Regions from separate parts of the Homo sapiens genome. Here region 2 is linked to region 1. The links are chromatin contacts, found by Hi-C or POLR2A ChIA-PET in ENCODE. All regions are on one chromosome and are shown on one strand. The core of a region is the stretch at or near the end of the contact, and the rest is flanking DNA. Distances in the headings are between cores, read along the strand shown. Region 1 overlaps LOC105378412 (a long non-coding RNA gene). Region 2 holds the start of PAPSS2 (3'-phosphoadenosine 5'-phosphosulfate synthase 2).

What was found. A loop is a pair of places that touch in the nucleus more often than their neighbours do. ChIA-PET counts read pairs that join two places held with the same protein, here RNA polymerase II (POLR2A).
Region 2: a loop to region 1 is called in a map of ascending aorta, with 1.9 times the contacts of the local background. The contact joins the promoter of PAPSS2 here to the enhancer-like site in region 1. A Hi-C loop is called at or near these places in 2 of 168 maps with a recorded cell type or tissue (Caco-2 and ascending aorta). POLR2A ChIA-PET finds 5 or more read pairs at or near these places in 1 of 52 experiments (AG04450).

The regions. Positions count from the first base shown.
Region 1 is chr10:87,604,119-87,607,820 of GRCh38, forward strand. It overlaps LOC105378412 (a long non-coding RNA gene), which reads left to right. Exons shown (of 3, transcript XR_946171.2): 2 at 2,183-2,293. Among named protein-coding and RNA genes, the nearest start is that of PAPSS2, 54 kb to the right of the region's middle. Within about 2 kb of position 2,068, at least 2 of the 41 ENCODE cell types and tissues checked have a DNase peak (open chromatin) inside an H3K27ac peak, as active enhancers do.
Region 2 is chr10:87,658,116-87,661,817 of GRCh38, forward strand. PAPSS2 (3'-phosphoadenosine 5'-phosphosulfate synthase 2) reads left to right here and starts at 1,763. Exons shown (of 13, transcript NM_001015880.2): 1 at 1,763-1,893. The coding sequence starts at 1,867. RefSeq lists a silencer at 1,511-1,750.

The sequences.
Region 1 (3,702 bases), core at 818-3,317:
GTTGCCCGACCTGGTCATGAACTCCTGGGTTCAAGCAATCCTCTTGCCTCAGACTCCCAAAGTGCTGGGATAACAGGTTTGAGCTACCATGATCAGACCCAATTTTCCTATTTTTTTGCTCTGGTCTCCAACTGATTAACCAGAGAAGTCCAGACATCCGCTCCAAACCCATCACATGAAATGCTCACTTCTAGTTAGCCCACCTCTAACTGCCCCAACACCAAAGCCTCCAATCAGAGGACACCCGCAGCCTTCACTTTTTGTCAGTGGAAAGCATTCCCACTCCCCTGCCTGCCTTAGACTTTGCTTACCAAACTCAAGTAGTGGTGGCTGACTCCTTTGTTCTATAGCGAGCTCCAAATACCTGGGCTCTGTTTTCATTTGGGTGGTCTCTGTTTCAGTACCAATTAGGGCTATTCTGATCTTTGATGCTTCTATTCCTTTTTTTAGGTCAACCTCTGTATTTTTCAGTTTTAGAAGTTCCATTTGATTCTTTTTCGAAACTGATCATTTGTATAACTTCTTATTCTTTTGTCATCACTTCTATTTCTGCTAGGATATTAAATGTTTTATCCAGTGATTCTAATACGTGAAGTCCTTATGGGGGTGTTTTTATCATTTGTTCTTTCTACTGTCTCTCATTTATGGTAGCTGATTTTCTTGAATGTTTCTTGATTATTTTTTTCAAAGTTGTGAGCCCAGATATGTTGTGCTTTCTCTGGGAGTTGCCTGAGGCCTCGTCTGAGGGCACATTGTCTAGGAAATATTTGCATTTGTTTCTCCCGGGCACCTGCGGGCATAAAAGTTGCTTTAGATGAAGTTTTCCTTGGGAGTTTTTTAATCTACATTGTAAAATGTGCATCTACCACTCTTTGGAGGACAGCACATGCAAGTGAGATCTTATGTCATTGTCTTGGTACAAATTTAAGAATCAAGTGTATTAATAATAACGATGGGTTCCAACTGAGTATGTAGATAGACATTGACTATTAGATCCTTCTGAATTCCTAAATAAGAACTTTTAAAAAATACCCTTAATATAAAATAAGTGATTCAAATATAAGAAAAATACGTTTTAACAAACACTATAGTACTTATTGTCCTTCTTTTGCATACAGAAAGCTAATCTAAGTGACTCCATATTCTTCCCTAATTGTAAAACTACTTTTAAAAAAGACATGGATTGCAGAAATCATGAGTTGAGCTCCAAGAATTTGGACTGTGTGCTGCCTCTTCCAAAACAATTCTTTAAACTGTATCACAGATTTCCTGTGTTATCTCAGAATCCATAGTTCTTATAGAAATGCCAGTGACTAGGTCTAAATGGTGTCTGTATTGACCTTGCCTTTTTCTTATTCTTGCCAGTATTCTGTATTTCAGAGCTCCAGTTCATTCATGACCCTAGTTATTACGCTGGATTAGGCTTCCCAGGAATATAAAAATGAGTAAGGCAGGAACTCACAATCTAGTGAAGAGTAAATAAACAACCGTGAAGGAAAACAGACTTTAACAAGTATTATAGCCCAGCAACAAAGTTGTATGAAGCATAAAGAGAGGAGGAATCATTTAAACTGAGGGTCCCGGAAAGGATCATTTCTCACCCAGCTAGAAAGCTCAGAAGAATTTGACAGGGGCTGGCTTTCCTGACAAAGATGTGGTTTCTTTATTGATCAGGCCTACAAAAGAGTTCTGCCTGTGAGCTGAGAAGTAGTTAGGAATTCAAGAGGCTTTTCACCCACTGGGTGAGTGGGACCTGAGCCAGGAAACATTTGGCTGGATTCAATTGGCTAAATAGAAGTTTCCAGAACTGAGAAAATTCCAAGATTTACTCTTAAGCTCTATTCCTATTGTTTCACAGGACATGAAATTACATACCTGCCCATGTTTTGTACACAGATAACCGTTCCTTCCTGTAGTATAATATCACTCAACGCAATGGATCTAACCATGTGTTACCACTGGGGCCTCCTGCTGAGGAGAGCAAGAAGTCAGCAAAACAGAGAATAAAGGGCATTGTTACTTCCTGCCCCTTCCCTTTCCTCTCCCTACAAGTCTTGGCTGGCAGCAATAGGAGAGACAGTAGAAGCAGATACCTGAGCGTGGCATTTGGCATGAGATTACTGTGCTTTTGAGGAGAGAAGGATAGTAACTAAGAAATATCTACATTTGAATTTTAATACAGGAGAGTCTGAGAAGAAGGGCTTTTTTGGAAGGAGGGTTGCCAGGCCTGGAACAAGCACATGCCTAGAGGAAAATCCCATACTACATACAAGGAGGAAGCCCAGGCCAGCAGGTAAGCGCAGGAGAAGGCAAATGGACAAAACTTGAGTCCCTGAAAAATTGAAGATAGAAAGAATGAGCCCCCTGAGTTCTAAATGGGCTGATACATCAGCTGATGTCCCTGAAGCAGGAATAGAGGTATGGGTGGGACAACAACAGGAGAGAGTGAGTGGGGAACTACATAGGGTGCCTTGCCTGAAAATGGGGACAAGGCCATGATGTGATCATAGGCAATAAGCCAGGAGCCCAGTTACCAAGACAGGCATGAATGGCTGGAGATGGTGGGACTGGCTTAGGGCTCTTGAATATCCTGTAGTCACTAACTTTTTTTTCATTCTTGCTTGCTTGCTTTTTTTTTTTTTTTTTTTTTTGGAGACAGAGTCTTGCTGTGTCACACAGGCTAGAGTACACTGGTTATCACAGCTCACTGCAACCTGGACCTCCTGGGCTCAAGTGATACTCCCACCTCAGCCTCCTGAGTAACTGGGACTACAGGCACATATCAGCATACCCAGCCAATTTTTAAATTTTTTGTAGAGACGAGGTCTTCCTATGTTGCTTAGGCTGGTCTTGATCTTCTGGGCTCAAGTGATTCTCTTGCTTTGGCCTCCCAAAGTGCTGGGATTACAGGCATGAGCCACCATGCCCGGCCTGTAGTCATGATTTTGGGTAAAGCTGAACCCCCAGTAGCAGACTTACTTAGAGGGACAAAGTAGCCCAAGGAGAAGATCCCAGGATAAGAGCAAGGGCTTTGGCATTCGACCTGGCTGTGAATTCTGTGCCACTTGCTGGATTGACAATGATAGGAGTGTTGTCTTCCCTCTGAGAACATAAGGCCCATGAAACTCAATATATAGCCCTGACAGTTTTACCTGCAGTGAATTTTGAAACACATTTCTTGGGGTGTTTTAAGCTGACCTTGCCATCAAGCTAGTGCTCTCATCTGGTCCTTATGTTCCCAAAGAGAGAAGGCAACACTCCCATCATTGTCACATGAGGGAACATAGTTTTATCATCTGTAAAATGAGGATGATTATACTTACTTCATAAAGCTCTTCTAAGAATTACATGAAATAATGTTTTTGAAGCATTTAGTGCATTGCCTGTACACAGCAGGCACTCAGTTGTAATTACTATCATCAATATTACAAGGAAAGGCTGACAAAGAATCAAAGTGTGCTGAAAGTGTTCTACACTCTAAAGGATAACCCCTCTAGGTTGTATGATTCGGAATGTATGGGAGCAATTTTAACAACTTTGTAATTTGTAGATAATTGATAACAATGTAATATAATTCCTGTCTGTAGACACAGATTCTGTCTTGTCTGGTAGAGGTTCAATTGACTTCTCTTTATTTTATTTTTTTCTTTCCAACTTTTATTTTCGGTTCGGTGGGTACATGTGCAGGTTTGTGACATAGGT
Region 2 (3,702 bases), core at 513-3,012, 54 kb after region 1:
GATTACAGGCATGAGCCACCGTGCCAGGCCGCAAATTGCTATTTTTCAATTCACATTTACTTTACCTTTTCTTAGGGCAAGATCTGGCAGAGTCTAAGATATGGTGGAAACTAATATAAAAGGATTTTTCCAATGAAATAAGAATAGGATGTTGCTATTTAAACTTCATATACATTTAAAATGTGCTAGTTTGTATGCAGAACAGAAACTCAAACTCAGTATTTGCCCCTAGCTGCTTACATTGGAAGGCAGTGGTGGCAGTTTACTCAAAATGAGTAAGAAAATAAATCAGCTTACAACTCTAGACTGTACAGACATGCAGGCTGCCTTTTACGTTTCTGACTCCTGATTTATTTTTCTTTCCCACCTTCCCACGGCGAAGGGCAGTCAATGAATACTCAGATCAAGTGTCTGTCTGGAAAGCTGGCAGTCTTCCAGAAATACAATTAGGTATGAAAGAAAAGTCCCATCCCTCACCTCCATAGAATATTACTCCAACTCTTTCACAGCAGGAACACTAGAGTGGGAATGAGAAGTGTGGCCCTTGTGTGTTACGTTACTTCTTTTGAGAGTATGGTCATATCCATCCGTTTGTAGCATTACACAAGGAGTCAGTTAAGGTACAAGGGGTGTGAGACCCAGTGACTGCCCCCAAAGTGCTTGTCACTAGAGCTTCTCTCCCTCACCTCTACTTGGCCTTGACATTTGGGTTCGTTCAGAGGGTTGCCCCATACTGCCTTTGGGTTCGTTCAGAGGGTTGCCCCATACTGCCTTCTGGTAAAATCTTGGCGCCCTAGGCCTAAGCCTGCTCATCTTGTGCCTCCTTTTCCTCCTCCTCAGGGCCCATTCCAGTGGAACAGAAGTGCTACTTTGGGGGTGGACTGAAACAAGTTGCTGGGCTTCCATTGGCCATTGCCACTTGCTTGTCGTTGTGAGGAGGGGCCGTGCCTCCACAGGCCCATACCTGTAACCTGACGATACTGTTGTGAGCGGGAATGGAGGAAGTGCATGGAAGCCCCTCAGCACGATGCATAGTGAACAGACAAGCTGTGAACCTTGGGAGTTATCACCATGTGTGATGATGCTGGTGAAGAAAGCCTGCACTGAGGAGGCTGTCAGCCTGGGTTTGAATCCCCTCATTTGGAATATAATCTTGGCAAAGTCTGAAAGCCTCAATTGCTCGTTTGTAAAACTGGAAGATAGTAGGACTTGCTGCCCGGGGTCGGGGCAGGATGGAGGGGGCCCATGAGAATTAAGGCAGAGCCCAGCGGAGTGCATTGTAAGGATCCATGAGTGTGAACCTTCGTTTTTACTACTGCATATGAGGATCCTGCCAACAAACCTGGCGGCTTCAAGCATCCTTGCCCTTAACCAAATAAGCTCTTAGGTCCTAGAGGCAGGAAGACTTCCTTGAAGAGGCGCGGGAGGCTGGTGAGGGGAGTGGAGGACGCTCTGGGACCCTCTGGGGGTGGGGCGGGCGGGGTGAACTTGACCCCAGGCCGCGTGCCGGGCGTGCCATCTGCCGCTCCGCTGCAAGGTCTCGCCCGGGACCGGGGCTGGCGGAGCGCGCGCCCGCGAGTAGGGGCCGGGCCGGGGACCCCGCCTAGGCGGCGGCGGCCGGGTCCCCAAGGCTGGGCGCTGCTTGCGGAACCGACGGGGCGGAGAGGAGCGTGGCGGGAGGAGGAGTAGGAGAAGGGGGCTGGTCAAGGGAAGTGCGACGTGTCTGCGGAGCCTTTTTATACCTCCTTCCCGGGAGTCCGGCAGCCGCTGCTGCTGCTGCTGCTGCTGCTGCCGCCGCCGCCGCCGCCGTCCCTGCGTCCTTCGGTCTCTGCTCCCGGGACCCGGGCTCCGCCGCAGCCAGCCAGCATGTCGGGGATCAAGAAGCAAAAGACGGTAGGCTTCCAGGCGCCGGCTTCCCTCCCCGCCACCGCACTGCACGCGCCGACCCCCAACCCCCAATTCCCCGGCACTTGGGTCCCACCCTCCCCGGGAGGGGGCGTCGGGAGGAGGAGTAAGAGTGGGGCACGGAGGGAAGCAAGAGAAAGAGGCTCTGTGTGGAATTCCCGGGGCAGTCCTCGCCCCGCAGCCCCTCTCCACCCCGCGACTCTGGGAATCTGCGCTCCTTGGGGTCGCCGCGCCCGCGAGAGACCTCCCGAGCTTCTCAAGTGGGTCCGGATCTAGATCCAGGACCAGGGACAGGAAATCCCCTTTCTTTCCCAAGAGCTCTTCCAGACCCGCCTTTTCTTCTGTAGGGTCTCGGAGCAGATCGAGCTGACTCCCGTTCTGCCAGGTCTGGTCGCTGGGGTTTTGTCTATGGGAACTTCCTTGGAGTGGGCTTTAATGACGGACTTTCATAGAGGAAACTGCAATTATCAAAGCAAACTGGAGGAAATTGCATTTCTACACTGGCGGGATTTAGCCCTCTAGCTTGATTTCGGCATTGGGTGGCATCTCGAGTTCAGTAATGAGGGGTGAGGGTGCCCCTCGGTTTGGTGGAGTAAGATGAGGGGACTGTGTTGAGGAGGCACACTTTTACCCAGAATTAATAATCTGAGCTGTCCTCCTTTAATGGGAAATATGAGGGCGTGTCAAAGAGAAAAGTTTCTTTCCCAGCAACATGGGCACCTATAAATTTTGCATTCTTAAAAATGGCAGCAGTTCTATTTGTCAATTATACCCCAATAAACTGAAAAAAAAAAAAAAAAAAAAAAAAAAAAAACCGGGAGCAGTAATCATAGACTCTTAGAGTTGGATGGCGCCTTCTAGACAGCACTGGGGCCACGTCAGATGTGGTCAGCAAGCCTTGATAAAATCCTACTCAGCAGTTTGGCCGCTGAACATTCTATCTTCAGCCACCACCCTGCAAGCCTCAGATGATTGTACTGGTTACTGAATGGGTTGACCTCTCTCTAGTAGATAGACGTGCAATGGACACATAGTAGGTGCCTGATAAATGTTTATTCTTATATAATGTGTATTACCGAAATATCTTTGAGGTGTATTTGTGGTGGGCCGGGGAGAGGTTTAAAAAAAAAAACAAAATATAAAGCCAAGAAGTGGGGAAGGAGTGTGGAGGGGCCATGCAGGGCTAGAAGGGTCATTTGAGCAGCAAGAGAACAGGGTGGGGGCTCTGTGGCTCCAGGGACCATACTGGACCAGCAGGAGGGTCCAGGGTGTAGGTGGCATCAATTTGGGAAGGGACATTTATCAAAATCCAGCTGCCTTTCTCAGGAGTAATTTTTAAGTGGGGGACTCTCAGCGTTGTAACATATTTTTGAAATAATAAATGAAAATCACTTGTATTTTGTTCCTATTTAATGCGATTAATTTCTGTAAAATCCTAAATAGTGTCTTCTAAATGGCAAGCCGCTGTGCCAGTAGCTTTTTATATCAGTGGGGTTTTAATTCCCACCTTCCTGCTTGCATCAAGAATTCCTTCTCAGTTGTGATGGGGGACTTTGTCAAGCATTAGAAAGGGACGAGGTGGTCTCTCCTCTTGATGCCTCCAGTCGGCAGGAGCCCAGGAAGAGGAGGGTTTGAGAACAGGGTCATTACAAATCAATTGCGGGGGCTCTGCACAGTCAGAAGCAGTGAGAAATTTGAGGGCCGGAGGGTTTGGTTTTTGTATTTACACATTCTGAACCTTCTATTTTTTGTTAGGTGGGTGTATGTGTGTGTCTGTTTTATACAGCATTAAATTAA